Linked DNA regions of Homo sapiens: region 2 is linked to region 1. A link is a loop called in an ENCODE intact Hi-C map of the cell type or tissue named here. Cell type or tissue: heart left ventricle. All regions are shown on one strand. Links, peaks and the distances in the headings refer to the core of each region. The heading gives the core; the rest is flanking DNA.

What was found. A loop is a pair of places that touch in the nucleus more often than their neighbours do. Peaks named below come from ENCODE experiments on the same cell type or tissue, not always from the same donor. Only the 100,000 strongest peaks of a DNase experiment are listed, where the experiment ranks them.
Region 2: a loop joins it to region 1, with 3 times the contacts of the local background. A loop is called at or near these places in 2 of 110 quality-filtered maps.

What each region holds. Positions count from the first base shown.
Region 1 is chr2:1,886,588-1,894,923 of GRCh38, reverse strand. It overlaps MYT1L (myelin transcription factor 1 like), which reads left to right. Exons shown (of 25, transcript NM_001303052.2): 15 at 2,637-2,887; 16 at 5,447-5,683; 17 at 7,315-7,436; 18 at 8,317-8,336. Among named protein-coding and RNA genes, the nearest start is that of PXDN, 150 kb to the right of the region's middle. In heart left ventricle, for the core only: CTCF peaks have their summits at 3,350, 3,550 (motif pointing right), 6,766 and 8,134; DNase peaks (open chromatin) are centred at 2,816 and 3,590; H3K27ac peaks cover 680 bases.
Region 2 is chr2:2,227,860-2,236,195 of GRCh38, reverse strand. The region is part of intron 2 of MYT1L (myelin transcription factor 1 like); the gene reads left to right. Among named protein-coding and RNA genes, the nearest start is that of MYT1L-AS1, 87 kb to the left of the region's middle. In heart left ventricle, for the core only: no CTCF peak of the experiment used is centred there; no DNase peak of the experiment used is centred there.

The DNA.
Region 1 (8,336 bases), core at 168-8,167:
ATGTGGTAGCATCTTACAGGGTGGTGGAAGTCTAGATGCAATCCTGTTGGAGGATGCTGTGAGCACAGTGTAGCAGGAGTCACTGTGAGAGGGGCTCATGACGAGAAGTCTCTGGGCGTCAGCGGGAGCTCCTGCCACACCTCCACACCCACACTCCTGAGCATCGCCCTCACCAACGCTGAGTGCAAGGTTGCCAGCCGACCTATGTCAGCTGCCGTTGTTTGTTGCATTAACTTGTGTTATTCCTTTAATTTTTTTTAGGAATTGAAATTCCCTCATTTCAAAACAAAAGTGTTATTTTTTTTAATTTATGTGGGCAATGTTTTTTTTTTTCCTAAACCAGTGGCTAGCCCTCACTAGTAAAAACAAAACCCCATATTATTATTTCATTTCTCCTACAATTATTCTACTATTTCTTAACAAAATTGTAAATTATGTAAAATCACAACCTTTAGTTCATATCCAAAGTATCACAAACTGCAAACTGGTTTGTGACGGTTGCTTAGGGTGGATCAAGGTGTGCACTGCACAGGGCCCGTGGGGGTGCCCTTACAGCCTCTGCTGTCTCCCTCTGGTTGACTCCTTTGCAGCCCCACGGTGGTCTCTCTCAAAGGCCCTGGTGTGGGCCTTGCTCAGACCAGCAGCCACTGCCCACCCCGCCCTGCACTGCTGGGCTCCCTAGAGGAGGGGCATCCCAAAGTAGAGAGAAGGGAGGGGCACACTGAGGGACACTCAGACACGCTTCTCAGGGACAGCTGTGCCCCACCAGCCATGGGCCCACTCTGAGTGGCTTTGCTCATTCAGATTAGCAAAACACAGTCATAATATCAACAGATTACTATTGTATTTCATGGGTTTTGTGGGTGCGGATTTGAGCCTCTGGCTCATGCACAGGAATCTGGGTGTAAAGCGGTTACTTGCTTGGGGAATTCTCTGTAGCTTTTGGCAGAGGCTGAGACGAAGACAGCCTGGCCAACTCCCAGCCTGGGCACTGTCCTCAGTCTTCCTCTGCAGAGGCCTGTGCATTACAGAATCACCAATAACACACCTCTTCCCCATGTCCTGAGAGCCTTCAGTCCCAAACCAAACCTTGTCAATGAGGACTCCTTCTTTTTTCCCTTTGTATCCAAATCCAGGGCAATTTCTTAGCATTGCTCATAATGACCGTATCAGCAATGTGAGAAAGCTTTTTGCTTCACTTAGCTTTGTTCTCTTCTTCCTCTGTGGGAAGGAGTCCCTGGGGAAGCCTGGCTCCAGGTTCAGAGCTGCTGCCGATGGCACAGAAGACACCGCAGGAGCCATGACCAACTGCGAGGTCTCCCTTTCCTTGTAGCAACAGACAAAACCATAGTTTCCATCAGAATTAGGCAGCTTGGAGCTTTGCCGATTAGGACTAGGGCAGCCCTAAGCACCAGGAGAACCCGGGCTAGAGTGTCTCTAGCCTATCACCAAGTTCTCCCAGCTACACTCACAACGGTCCCAGGGAAGCAGGCGGGGATCTCTTGGGGAAGAAGGTGCTTCCTAAAGGGAGGGGCTCACTGACGGAGGGATTTAGGACATGGGAGAGACCAGGTCCACCTCTGAGTAACTCTTCACTCTGCTGGATTCCAAGAGAAATGTCTGGCCATGCACAAATGAAGTCCTGTGACATTAACTGGCAGGGATAACAATTAGTAAAGAAGGACCCATCGGATAAATCCTGGACTGAAACATTGTCATGTACTAAAGGAGATTTAAATAGCTCTAACAAATAACCCTTGCCCCTCAGTGCTGGTTTGGCTGTTAGTGAGTGTGGTGGCTCAGAAAGGATTACTGGGCAGTGGGAATCGTGTCAGTGAGGGTCAGTGCAGGGAACAGAGAGGCCGTGGCTATGAAAGAGGCAGCTGCACACGTGCCCCGCGTGTCTGCCACCACCAAGTGGCCACTCAGGTGTTTCGACATTTATCCTGAGCTTATTCTCTATGTGCATTTCCCCGTTTCACTCCCATGGCCTGTATCAGAATTCTAGAAAAAAAAGGATGTTGGACTCACCCTATCTGGTCTGCATGCCCAGCCAGAAATCCACCTCCCAAAGCACGTGGTCCCCACAGGCCCAGAAGGTGGCTGCCGGGGCCCCTCTGGCTGAAAGGAACAGCCCACCTCTTGACAGATAAGGGACCGCGGATCCAGGTTGGGTCACCAAAAGTGCTCACGAGCCCTCATGTGCTGCGGAGGAGCCCCACTCACGCTTAGGGCCTCGACTGGGATTTGACTGGGCTGGAATTCCCAGTCACTTCCCTACACCCTGCGGCTCCTAAAAGCTAGCCAGCCGTGTGTCTGTCTTTCGAGGGACCAGGTGACCGCCTGTGCTGGGTGTGAGGTGCAGCCTCTCCAACAGGTCGATGAATTATCCTCCAGGGCAAAAAAAAAAAAAAAAAGGAAAAAGGAAAAAAGAAGAAAAAAGAAAGGAGCCGGAAAGTTTTGTTTTGTTTTCGTTTGCCTGTTGTTTGTTTTCTTTACGCGTAAGCCCCAGCACCCTGAGGGCCGTCCCACGCGGCTGTGTGTGGCTGAGGCCGGGGCGGGCAGGCCCTGCCGTGTGCTGTCTGCCGTGTGCCCTGCGGCCGGGGCCTGAGTCATCCCTGTCCCTGTCTCCCCAGCGAAGCGGTACTGCAAGGACCCCAGCCCCAGCAGCAGCAGCACCAGCAGCTACGCGCCCAGCAGCAGCAGCAACCTGAGCTGCGGCGGGGGCAGCAGCGCCAGCAGCACGTGCAGCAAGAGCAGCTTCGACTACACGCACGACATGGAGGCGGCCCACATGGCGGCCACCGCCATCCTCAACCTGTCCACGCGCTGCCGCGAGATGCCGCAGAACCTGAGCACCAAGCCGCAGGACCTGTGCGCCACGCGGGTACGCGCGCCTGGGCAGGTGGAGCCACCTGGCGGGTGGGGGAGGCCGGGCCGCGGACCCAGCCACCGAGACACGCGGCGCTTTCGGGGCAGCTGTATGGGGCAAACGCCGTGATCTCCTAAACCATTCTCGCCACTGTGAACAATTAGTGCAGCTTCCCTTAACGCAGCCTGAACACACCATTGTCCAAAGCGCATCCATTTTCTAAATCAGAGGCAAGGGTCAGATCTTGTAGATGAACGTGCGTGAATGGATCCTTCTCTCCAGGATCCAGAAGCATTTCTGTAAACAAAGGACACCACGTGGGCCTCCTGTGGTCTCCAGTGACCGCACAGAGCATGCAAAACGAAGCGTGGGTCTCCTTGAACTTTGACAGGAAGTTCTGCTAGCACCATTGTCACGTGAAATGCAGGGATCTGCCTATGGACTCCTGGGTAGCAGGGAAAGGAAGTAAAAATCAGACTTCACACCAAGGGATCAGCCGTGTATTTACAGCCAGCACTCGTCAGTTCCACATTTTCATGGATGCTATAGTGCTATGAAAGGCATAGGAAGAGTGTCTATTTTTAATTTTCTTATCAATTGAACCAGTGCTTATGCTGGGCAGGAGAGAGAGCGTTTAAGATGCAGCACAGACCTGGGAGACAGCTGCCTCGCCGAGGCCACCAGGCGGCTGGGGAGAACCAGGCGGTGCCAGGGAGCGGTCAGATTGTGTTCTCAGAGGAGACGCTGAGCAGCGGACATGTTCACCTCCTCTCCTGATAAACAAAGGGCTCTCCACTGTGTAGCGCTGCCTGGCCATGTACCTGAGTGGACCACACTGACAGTGGTTCTTGTAAATATTTGTAGTTGGTATGAATGAAGAAAGGTCAGTAATCTTACGTTTTGCAAATGTTTTTTTCTTCTATCAGTATATTTAGTCCTAGATATTGGAGAAGAGTCAGGTGCATGCAGTTTTCATGGTGATCAAGGTTGCAAAAATGCAAGGTTAGCATGGAAGAGATTCTGTGGCAACCACAAAAAAAATAAAATAAAAGGCAGAGACCCCTTCCAAATTTTGTTGCACTTTCTTAAAATTAAACTAAGACTGAGAGAATAAATCCAACATTATAAAGCTTAAATTAGTATCAAAGCTTCAAATCAGAGTACACTTTGACAAAGAGAGTTCAGGCAGAATGATACTGTATAATTTATCAAGGTAACAGCTCCGGGGATGGAGGTCTCATTCCAAGCATCTTCCTTCTGCTGTTGCATCCAGAGGAGAGAGCTGCTAGACCCTTGAGGAGGCAGCAGCTTTCAGACCAGCTCTGAAATCAAATTTTGCTAAGGAGAGTGTCACTCTTTGGGGAAAAACATGCAGGATTGTTAGGGGTATTCTGATTTTTTTTTTTTAACTTTCTGTCCATGTGTCCATTCTTCTGACTCTCTTCCTGAGAGGCAAGTGCTGCAGAATTATTGATGCATTTCAAAGCATCATTTAAAAAATGAAAGAGCCTCACCCTGTACCTCTTTGGGGTTTTTTTTTAAGCCAGTAGACTAAATTGCAGGTTTGCTGAAATCTAGAGATCAGACGGTAATCACTGTAGTAAAGGTATTTTTAGCTACAACTGCAGATCTTCTTTCGTAAAGTGGAAAATTATCTTCATTATAAAAGTTCTTATTACAGCCAGGCGCAGTGGCTCACACCTGTAATCTCAGCACTTTGAGGGGCTGAGGCGGCTGGATCACTTGAGGTCAGGAGTTTGAGACCAGCCTGGCCAACATATAGTGAAACCCCATCTCTACTAAAAAATACAAAAATTAGTTGGGCATGGTGGTGCAAACCTGCAGTCCCAGCTACTTGGGAAGCTGAGACAGGAGAATTGCTTGAACCTGGGAGGTGGAGGTTGCAGTGAGCCCAGGTCGTGCCACTGCACTCCAGCCTGGATACCAGAGCAAGACTCTGTCCCTCAAAAAAAAAAAAAAAATTGTATTACAAGGTAAATTTTAGTTTATTCTCTTTCCTTCCTTCATCCTTCTAATTCTTTTGTTATCCTCCTCCCTAATTCTTGAACTATTAGCATCAATAAAAAAGAGAATTTTTAAGCTGATATATGTGTGTTTATACACACACACACATGCACATACATGTATATGCACACATGCATACACACAAAATTTTTATCTCTTAGGTATTTGCAACGGTAATAAAATTAAAATTAAGCACTTTGTAATTTTCTTCTGAACAAACTCTAAATCAGAGATACAATAGGACAAAAAGGAAGGAGAGAGAGAGGATAGACAGTAGATAAATAGGGAAATGGAGGGAGGGAGGGAGAGAGGGATGGCGGGATGGATGCCTGGATTCTCCAACCAATTTTGCAGCTAAGCGTGGGATAGCAGGAATGTACCACCAGACAAGGCCTGTCCGCCTTGGGAGTTTAGGCCAAGGAAACAGCAGCGAGGGATTCTGTGTTGAACGCTACACTGGCTGACGGCAGGACTGTAATCTGGGAGGAAGGACTCGTGGTGTCACAAGATGCCGGGCCAAGCACAGTCACTATGTCTTTCTACCGACAGAACCCTGACATGGAGGTGGATGAGAACGGGACCCTGGACCTCAGCATGAACAAGCAGAGGCCGCGGGACAGCTGCTGCCCCATCCTGACCCCTCTGGAGCCCATGTCCCCCCAGCAGCAGGCAGTGATGAACAACCGGTGTTTCCAGCTGGGCGAGGGCGACTGCTGGGACTTGCCCGTAGACTACACCAAAATGAAACCCCGGAGGATAGACGAGGACGAGTCCAAAGACATTACTGTATGTCCTTTTCATTGAGCCTGTGTTGACTGCCAGACTTAAAAATGGGGCCCCAGCTGAAAGAAAAGCCATTTGCACATACGTTATGAGAAAATATATTTTCTCTTTAAATATGACCTTTAGCTGAGGAGGACTTAGAAAACAGTTTTTGTTGACCCAGAAGAGATTTGCGACTAACATTGATTAGAGTGAAACAAAGTATTGACTCTTGTAAATGATAAAGTTTATTTTCTAACAAATATGTTTTGTTACAAATGATTACTCTAAGAAAACGTATAAATAGCACCTGAGTTCATTTTTCTGGGTGTCCTGTTGAAACAATACAGGATTTTCCTTGCAGGTAGAGAATTCTAATAGGAGTCTTAGATAGTTAAATGGTTAACTATGTGCTATTAATTAACTAGCCCTTCGAAACTAAGGACAGTGTCCCTTCTCTAAGAAACCTAAGTACTCAAAAGAGTTTAGCCTTGAATAAACTATTTTAGTACCATCACCTAAGTCTTTGTTTATGACAGTATTACTAAAACATCTATGTCAAGAACATACTTTTGAAGTAGCTACAGTGTTCAAATTCAGGTTATTAAAATAGATATAATGCCCTTTAGGCTTTGAAAAGAAATAAAGAAAAATGTTTTCTTTATGTACCGACTTTAAAGTCTTATGACATCTTCTTTCTTCACTGAAAAATGAAATGTGTTTTTAGTACAATAGAGAGACCACCATCGAAGCACTAGTGTCTTACAGAAACAAGGAAATGGAAAAAAAAGAAATATTAGCCCCATGTAGAAATTGGCAGAGAGGGCACCTGCTTATAAGCCTATTATCTGCATTCTTCAAATTGATTTCAATATCCAGGCATTGTGAAAAAGAACCAAATCAGAGTGGCAAGCTAAATTTCTAAGTATTTTTTTCTCCCGCAGTGTTGAATCATTACTACCAAATAAGGCATGGTGGTTGAATCTCCAAATTCATTTTAATTGAAAGTAAGCCCTCCTAAAATGACAGAAGTGTTTTCATCCTGGATCATCATGGAAGACAAACCTTCCCATGTATCTACACTTAGGAAAGTGTCTGCTGAGCATTGCCACCTGTAGAAACATCTACGTTACTGCAGTTGAACACACAAGGGAAAAGGAAATTTACAGTTACATTCCTCTAAATTGGTCTCCATTACCTTGAATCTTAAAGCATGTGCTTGTAAAATACTGACCAATGGTGGGGGAAAGCTCAGCCCTAAGACACTGTAGTTCCAGTGTTGAATCTTTGCAGGCAAGTGTTGGATAAAGCAGCCACCCACAGGTGTGTGCTGAATGCTGGATGAGGAAGACCAAGTTAAATGTAGTCTCTGGCTACCAGACCGTGTGTGTGTCCATGTGATGAGCACAGCCAGGTGAATATTGAATAAGGGCCCTGACCACTGACAGGTGACCATCATTTTAGGAGTTTAGAGCAGTGGAAGAAAAGTTCAATATGCATTTTCAGTAGGGGCGTTATCAGGACCAAAAGGATCTTAAAGGTACAGCAGAAAGAGGTGTAAGATGTAGAGGCCACCCCAGAGCCACGAACCACCTCCCTCAGTCTGTGTGCCATGTGATCATCCGTGTGGCTCTGAAGCTGTGTTTTGCCCACAGCCAGAAGACTTGGACCCATTCCAGGAGGCTCTAGAAGAAAGACGGTATCCCGGGGAGGTGACCATCCCAAGTCCCAAACCCAAGTACCCTCAGTGCAAGGAGAGCAAAAAGGACTTAATAACGTAAGCATGCTGTGAGGTGAAATTATGAATCTTCTTAATCTTCCCATTCTTTGGCTGATTTTTTAAAACTGGATCTGTATATGCCTTGCCGTTTGAGCATGCGACATTCGCAGCATATAAATGTTTCCGACTGCTGGGTCAGTAGAGTGAGCAGCTAACCGTGCACTTGCCTGTTCCCAGTGACGCTCTGTCGGATGGGGGCGTCATTTTCATTTAACCCGTGCATTTTGCCGCTTTTCTTCAGGGTGCTTAAATCCCCTTGCAGACATTGCAGCTAAACTGGAAACAATGAAACTTTTTTAAAAGTTTTTTTTTTTTTTAAACATACTTACTATTTTGGCTGTTTTTGTTTTTGTTTGGTGGCAGATGTCCAACTCCAGGGTGTGATGGGAGTGGTCATGTGACTGGTAATTACGCCTCACACAGAAGGTGTGACTTCATTTTTCTCATGGTGGATTCTGTCTTTTCAATTTATTGTTTTCAGCTTACCTCAACAATGCTGTCAAAGTAAAAATGTTGAATTCTGTGTCAACCCTTTAAGTGCTATATGTTGACCTTCAAAAGCATGCTAATTTATGTGTTGTATAATGTCTTTTATTTTCAAATAAACGACCTAAATTTGTAAAATTCTTCTTAAGCATTTAAGCCAAAGAGCACAAATGTTTTATCTTATTTTTAAACAATTGCTTATTAAGAAATATTTTCTTAAATTTATATTCGAACCGATTCAGAATTAATTACACAAAAAAAAATTCAATATACAGCACTTGCCCATTGCTTTTCTGCATTAAACTCTTTAATTTCGGTTTTTATGTTGTGTTTGTTTGGGAGTTACGCGCTTCGCAGTTGACTGACCTGCCTGTCCCGGCCTGTCTTACAGTCTGTCTGGCTGCCCCCTGG
Region 2 (8,336 bases), core at 38-8,037, 340 kb before region 1:
TGGGATGTGCTGGGTTGGGTTGGGATGTGCTGGGTTAGGATGGGATGTACTGGGTTGGGTTGGGATGTACTGGGTTGGGTTGGGATGTACTGGGTTGGGTTGTGACATACTGGGTTGGGTTGGGATGTAATGGGTTGGGTTGTGATGTACTGGGTTGTTTCGTAATCTGTTCATTCTTGGGCTCCTTTGGGAATATGAAGGGTAATGATACGCTATTATCTATGTGTCTCAAAAATTCAGATGCAATGCAAATGAAACTATTGGATTTTCAATAAAAATATATTAGCTGCTCCTCAGCCTACTAGTAGTAAAAGCCATTCACAACCACATTTTCTTGATGCTAGAGAAATATTTTAATTAGAAATGAAGAGTACATGAGGGAGGGGCGTACCTTATAAAAATATAGAAGTAAAACACTATGAATTCACAATTTCACCATGGAAATCAGCCAGTCAGCCGGAGTTAGTACATGACCAAGGCAGTGATGTATTTCAGTGTACAGTGTGTGGAACTGAGGAGGGGCTGCGTGTTCACTCTTGCCAAATGGAATATGGCAGAAGGGTGAGAAATCAAACTCATGCAATGTGAGGGCCAGAGGAACCAAGAAATACAACCTCTGTGGGAAACACAGGTCCAGAGTTAGTGCCAATAAACACAGGGCTGGAGGTAAGAGACCCAGGAGCAAGGGAGACACCAGCCAGCTAACAGGGACCCCACTAAGGGATGCTGTGAGGGTGACACTAACCAGCTAACACATACCCCTCTAAGGGGAAGCTGTGAGGAAGATGCCAACCAGCTAACCAGCTACACACACCCCTCTACACACACCCCTCTAAGGGGAAGCTCTGAGGAACACGCTAACCAGCTAACCAGCTACACACACACCTCTACACACACCCCTCTAAGGGGAAGCTCTGAGGAAGACGCTAACCAGCTAACCAGCTACACACAGCCCTCTATACACACGCCTCTAAGGGGAAGCTCTGAGGAAGACACCAACCAGCTAACCAGCTAACACACACCCCTCTAAGGGAGGATGTGAGGGAGATGCTAACCAGCTAACAGACACCCCTCTAAGAAGAACCTGTGGTTGCCACAACAAATCTAGCTTGGAAGAGAAGAGAAATTGGTGGGTTATGACAAATGCATTGGCAGGCAGACAAGAGACAATGGAAGAGGCAGAAAGAAAGGGAAAGTGAAAAAGGGGAGGTCCAGGGTGAGGAGCCAGCAGAGAGGGAAAGGACCGCAGGCCAAGGGGAGCTGGAGGCTGGGTTTGGAAAGATGACCAGAGGCGTGAGCATCGGGGGAGTGCAGTGAGGCCTGAGCACTCATCTATTTCAACATATGAACACAGTGCAATCAGAGCCTGTTTAAATAATAGCCTATGTTATTTTGCTTGAGTTCTCCAAGCTCCCAACTTACCAAGCTCAGTGAGTAGAACTTCATATTCTCATGCTGAGATTTGAACCAGAGAATTACTCAGTAATTCAAGTCAGGATATTCTATAACCCTTTTAATGCACTGCCTCTTAAAGATTGCCATGGGGAAGGACTACAGTTTTAGGTGAAGTAGGCCCTCTGGGAGGCACTGTTGACTTTGTAGGCAAGGCAAAGCAGCGTTGCCAACTTGAGCTGCAGGGGTTCCACGCCACACTGCTTTGTCTTTGTCTGTAACCTTCTTGGCTCAAGCATTAATAAACAGCAAAGGTATATATTATGTATCCAAAGATAATCTCTCAAACTTTGCAAGATCTATCCTTGATTTAAATGCATTGTTTGAAGCACTTTTGTACAATCGCAGAAACTTCTGAATTCCGCACCCTACAAATGTGTGCGTCTGTCTTCACTGTCTTTATTCTGCAGACTATAATCAGGGCCTTTCTTTTTTATGATCTTCAGAGCAGGAAAGCCAAGACAAGTGTGAAATTATAAGCTCATCTAACACTATTCTTTTAAATTGAAATGATTTAGAAAAGGGCAACATGTATGAATTTTATTCTGATTCCCTATTTCATGCTTAATTCCAATTTTTAAGGAGTAGAATAATGAGTGTACATTAAAGAGACAAATAGACTGTGCGTTTCACAAATGTCACTTCTTGACCTGATAAATGTGAGTTGCCATTTAAAATGCACTGAATAGACTTTCATAGTAGATTGATTTCACATTTTATTATACAAAACAAGCATGGACTTATCTAAGAGCTACAAGCCTGGTTATAAGATCAGTGCCAGGTATACCCGCAATCCTGCCATGGCCTTATGAAGAAAAACACAAAAACAAACTCCCCATAAGAAAATAGACCCTTGAGCAGTGGCTGTTTCTCCTGTATTTCAGACTGTGGCTGGACATAGTTAAAGGCCACGAGCTTGGCAGGCCAGTACAGGGTGAGAATCTGGACTCCCTTGCAGCCCACAGGGGCTGCCTTGGTTCAACATGATAGCTACTAAAATGGATTGCTGACCCTCCCAGGCAGCAGCCCACCTTGGGTTCATTTCCTGTCTGACAATGGTGCCGATATGGCTGGTTCCGCTCTCTTGTTACAACCACACTCACAGGTGACTCTGAGTCATGATTCCCAGTTCTCATTGTATCATGTGCACTGGATGGCCACTTCCTCTTCTTCCTTCTGTGCCAGGGACACACGAGTGTCCTGAGACACCAGAGGCCGCCCCATCCCACCCCAGGGTCTGTGAGATGTGTAGACCCCTCAGGAGCCAGAGCAGGCGGCCTCCAAGACACAGGCGAGGTCCGCAGGGGCACTGGGTACATCAGCTCTTTAGCATCACAGCGCAACCCTAGGGCTCCCGCAGCCCGTTGGTCTCCAGGACTGAGATGAGACGTGGCAGGCCACACCCCCGCATCTCAGCCCTGACATCCCGGCGCCCCGTGCTCTGCTTCCTTTTTGGATCCTGTCGTCCTGGCACCCCTTGCTCTGTTTTCTCTTTGGACCCTCCTGGCCCTGTCACTCGCTGATCATCTGACCTTGGAAAGCTCAGGTCTGTAAAATAGCTTCTCCAAGATTTCCAAGATGTGAAATGTGCGACTTAAAAAATGTGTATATTATTCATTCATTCACTCAGAAAATATACGTTGAGCACCTGCTACCTTCAGGGAATGCCTATGTGATGTTGAGGAGTGCTTAATGCAGGCTGGGCCCTGAGTCAGGGGCTTCCTGAACGTTTTTACATCCAATCGGCCCAGTGATTTTTCAAGCTAAATTCTATGGCTGTCCTCTGTTCACAGAGACCTCTGAAGGTCCAGAGTGATAAGAAATACAACTTAGGTGGAAATATCAACCCAGAGGCAGTACAATCAGAGAGAAGGGAGCCATGAGGACGCAGGGCCTGAGGGCAGGTCACAGCGCAGTCAGCAGCCAAAGAACTGAAGTCCACCTCTTCTTGCCTGCCCTGTCTGTAGTCACTTCATCATTGCTCCACACTGCCTTCCTGTTTCAAATGTATATCATCATCCTTAAACTTAAATAAGTGTCCAACCATCCCTAAAGCCTATCGTAGCTCCCAGGAAGAGTCCTTTGTCCGAGGAGTCGTGTGAAGAAATGAATGAGTTTTCCTTCCTCATATGGATGGGACGGTGCCACTCTGGGCACAGGAATAACATCCAACATTCACATATTGTCCATAGTTCAAAAACTCATAGAAGCCTTGAGAAGTAATTGTCATACCCATGCTACAGAGGCACCTACTTGGGCCGAGAGAAATTAATGAAGTGGGTAGAAGAGCAGACTTCAAGTCCAGTGCCTTTTCCACCATGGAATGCTGACTTACAAAGTAAAGCCCATAGCTGGCAGCTGCCCCAGGAGAACCTGCCTATGCAGGAAGTTGGCACACTTGAGTTCTTGTTGTGTTTGTCACAGTAACTGCAGGTGACCCAAGCCTCCCGGCTGGAGGGCAGAGCTGCTTGTTGCAATCAAACCCCACCTCTCCTTTTCTGCCTTTTCTTCCTGTGGATGCTGACTGTCCCCTCTTCACCAAACCTACCTGTTATGCACTCAGCCATCTGCACCACTGAATGCATCCTTTCTTCACTCTTTCATGAAGGAATTCAGTAATCAGCAAGTTACATCTTCTTGCCTATTTCTCATTGTGTTCTCTGTCGCAGGGATATTTGCAAAAGAAGCCTTTGCATAATTGTGGAATGAAACTTTCCTTTATTGTTAAGTGGTTTTGCAGTATCAATTTTTAGGTATTTTGAGTTCAGACAGAACTTGTGCATCTCTCTGAGAAGAACCACAATAATCCGTTGCTTGTTCTGATGACTTTTAAGATCAAACCAAACCAGAATCTAAAGAACAAAACAAATGAGCAAAGACTAAATATAAGACTAGAGGAGTTATCTGGGAGGAGTTATCGTGGAAATCCAATTGTTAGAGTCCTTAAGTTGTCATTGTTCCATGCTTTTTTTATATATATAAAAAATTGGTTTTTGGCTAGGCAAGGTGTCCCACGCCTGTAAATGCCTATACTTTGGGAGGCTGAGGCGGGTGGATTGCTCGAGCTCAGGAGTTCAAGACCAGCCTGAGCAACATGGCAAGACACCATCTTTACAAAAAATACAAAAATTATCTGGGCATGGTGTTGCATGCCTGTAGTGCCAGCTACTCGGGAGGCTGAGGTGGGAGGATTGCTTGAGCCTGGGAGGTGGAAGTTGCAGGAAGTTACAGTGAGCTGTGTTTGTGCCACTGCACTCTAGCCTGGGCAACAAAGCCAGACCCTATCTCAAAAAAATAAAAAATTAAAAAAATAAACAAAACCATTTTTGCCTAACGAGCCTTGAAAATCTTAGGCAGTAACGCAGTCAACCTACAAATGTTTGTTAATTAGTAATAGACAGACTGCAATCAACCTACAAATCTTTGTTAATTAGCAAATGACAGACAGACAGACGGAAAATGAATGGGTGAATATGGGTAGGGCAGAATAACTAGTATCTCCCTTCTGTCATCCTACAGTGGGGCTTACTTCTCTCATGCTTTAATATTCAGCTGTTAATATTTTTCCCAATCCAGCTCAATAGTCTGGGAACCAGTGAAATAAAAAGCAGGAAATGAAAGCTGTGTTTGCAGTTGAAAAGGACTGGAAAGGGTAATAACTTGGATAATGTTGATTCCTATTTTGAAGTATTTGCGAAGCACCTTTGCTATGCCCTGAGTCTGGGGGTGGGGGCTGGGTAAGTTCCCTGATGGTCGTGTGGTCTGTCTGCCTGGGCCAGTGGTGTGGCCTGAACAGCCGTCTCACAGTAGTGCTCCATGGAACCTGACTCCTGTCCAGGCTCAGGGCACCTCATTTTCCACCATAGAAATGTAAAGACAGAAAGATCTTGGAGGTATTTGAACAGGTGCTTTTTTCTCCACCTAAGCTTATAAAAATATGCAAATAGCTGAGGATCAAAGGTAAGACTGGGAAAATGGCTTGGAGTGGAATCTTTCAGCGTGGTGTGCAGCCCGCTTGAGACAGAGCCCCCGGCAACATCAGTGCTGTCAGCTTTGGTGCCGGTGGAGCCCGCTGACAGCCCAGATGCTGCTGCTAGAAGTGGATTTTCCACAGCGTGGCGTCTGGGTAGGGAGCGGGCTGACACTGTCACATGTCACCTTGCAGGCATGCAGCTTGCCAGTGGCGATGGCAGAGCTCAGGGAGTTGGCCAGGGCTACCATCCTAACTCAGCAAGACCCATAATAGTCACCGAACAAGAATTCTGTGTTCTAAGTACATTGGCGATTCATAATCCTGAATTGAGCTGGTCAATAAACTCACAGGGAACAGGCGTCACATATTACTTAGCATACATCCTAATGAATTACTTTCAGAAATTCGAGCTTGAAGTTGCATCCCAGCAAAAGGAAACTGTACCTTGGAAGTGCTAAGGAAACAGACGCTGCAGCTGAGGGATGAGTTCACCGAGCACTTTGTAGGTTGTTTTCTCCCACAGGCTGAACCCAGCAGCTGCCTGCCTTTTCCTTATCCTTTCTATAAATATGTTGTTCTATTATAAAACAAATTCAACTGGCTGATGTTTTCCTGTTGAGAGATCACTGTTCACCGTATAAAAGGGTTGTCAAATGCATCTTAAGGCTCCCTCTACTGACAAGTCACTGGAGAATCTGAAATGTAATTTACATGAAGGAAAAGAGGAATTGTTTTGAAGTCAAATCTATGTTAGGCGAGTAAACAGTTAAAAATAAAGGTAAAGGAGATTTCAAGTAAAATTCTCTGCTTAATAATGCAAGGAATTTAAAACAAATGGTTTTTCACCGGAAGGATTTATAAATAATAAAATTGTAAATGTGGTTTTCTGTTTCGGTGGAGAGGACAAAGACTTGGGAGGCAGATGCACACTGGTTCAGATGGCAGCTCCAGCCCTCACTAGCTGTGCAGTTTTACACACACCATGGGAGCAGCTATGTTGTGTGCCTGCTTGCGTTGGCATAAGGTTTAGAGATAATATATGCATATACATACATATACATAGAATTCTGAACACAGTGCCTTGCCTATAGTGGGTGCACGCTGGAGCCCAGGAGTTCAAGACCAGCCTGGCCAACACAGTGAGGCCCCATCTGTGCAAAAAACTGAAAAAAAAAGAAATCTCCACCTGTGTTCCCAGCTACTCAGGAGGCTGAGGTGGGAGGATCACTTGAACCCAGGAGGTTGAGGCTTCAGTGAGCCATGATCACACCACTGCACTTCAGCCTGCGCAGCAGAGTGAGACTGTATCCACACACAAAAAAAAAAGAAAGAAAGAAATCCTATGAGACTATCTTTATAAGTGTTCAAGAATATGTGGCTAGGGATGCTCATTGTGCTAGCCAGCTTTGTAATAATAAAATCATGGAAACCACCAAAATTTCAAATGTAGGAGAAAGAATGAGTAAATATTTATTTTTATATATAGGGATCCTGTGCTTTTTTAAAAAAAGAATGAAGCAGATCTAGAAAAGTTAATAAAGATATCATTTTTGTATATGAAGAACTCATTTCAAATGTATGGAATAATGTGATTCTATTTGTATAGAGAAGATAGTTATGTTAAATATGTAATTAGATATGTAAAATGCCTAATATAAACATAAACACATCTCTGTATATTTATGTATGTATGTGTATACACAGAGTGATACATTTGTAAAGGCATAGAAAATACCTGGCTGAGTTCTCAACCGGCTGTTTGCTGCTGAGAAATCGGAGCCAGGAGCTCAGCTGGATACGTTGGAAGACCCCCGTGTTTCACTTCATATCCTTCTCTACTGCTTGTGTTTCTTCTTATTAACTTGCCCTTGTCCTGTATTTTTTAAAAAGATTGTTAATATGTGCTAATATTGAGCACAAATTTATTGTATTGGCTGGGCAAATAATCAATACTTCCCTGTTACCTTGAAAAGAAGCAACCTAAATAACATAGTTTTTCATAAGTTTTCAGGTGTTTGGGGGAACATGAAATAGTGTATTTATAGCTCTTCTCTGTAATATTAAGGTTGAAACCTTTTTATACCTGCTAAGTTATATAAATGGTTCTATTTTAATGTTTTATAGACAAAGTGGGTTTCTAGACTGCAATTTATATTATTAGCTTAAAATTTTTGCTTTTAATCTTTCAACTCAAGAATTTATATAAATACTTTTTCTATAAAATCAAAAAGATTGGCAAAAAAATTCTAAACTTTCTTCCAGTTCTAAAGTTCAATTTGTCTTGCTGATTTCAGCAAAAATCTTAACTATTTAATTAGATAACAGTATTAAAAAATGTTTGCTTTTGGATAAGACATTCATTCACTACAGTATTCAAAATCTAACACAATGGTAAGTAACCATGTGGCTAGCTAAATTATTATTATAATCCTGTTGCACAGGTTTTTAATATTATCACCTTTGCCAATTTGAAAGTCATATGATGGACTTTTGCATCTTTGTGCTCTTAAGGTAATTATGAAGCTAAATGACTTTATCAGATATTCAAACCTGATACAAAATGTATATTACAGAATCACCCCCTTGCCCTGTCTTTTATGTAGGTAATGATTATACTGATGATAGTGATGATGATTATATTATCTGTAATCCTTGCATAGAGATATACATGGTCTGAACATCAACAAACTTATATTCAACCCTAGGCATTTACTAGCCGTTATGAGCTACTTGACATTGGGCAATTTAGTTAATGTCTGTGAGTATCTATTTTCTCAACTGCAAGATGGAGTTAATAGTATCTGCCTTTCAGAATATCTGAAGAATTGAACAAGCTAATATGTAAATCACAGAGCACAACTTCTGACAAATGCTAGAAGGTCATGTTAATTCCTTTTGAATTATTTTTCTG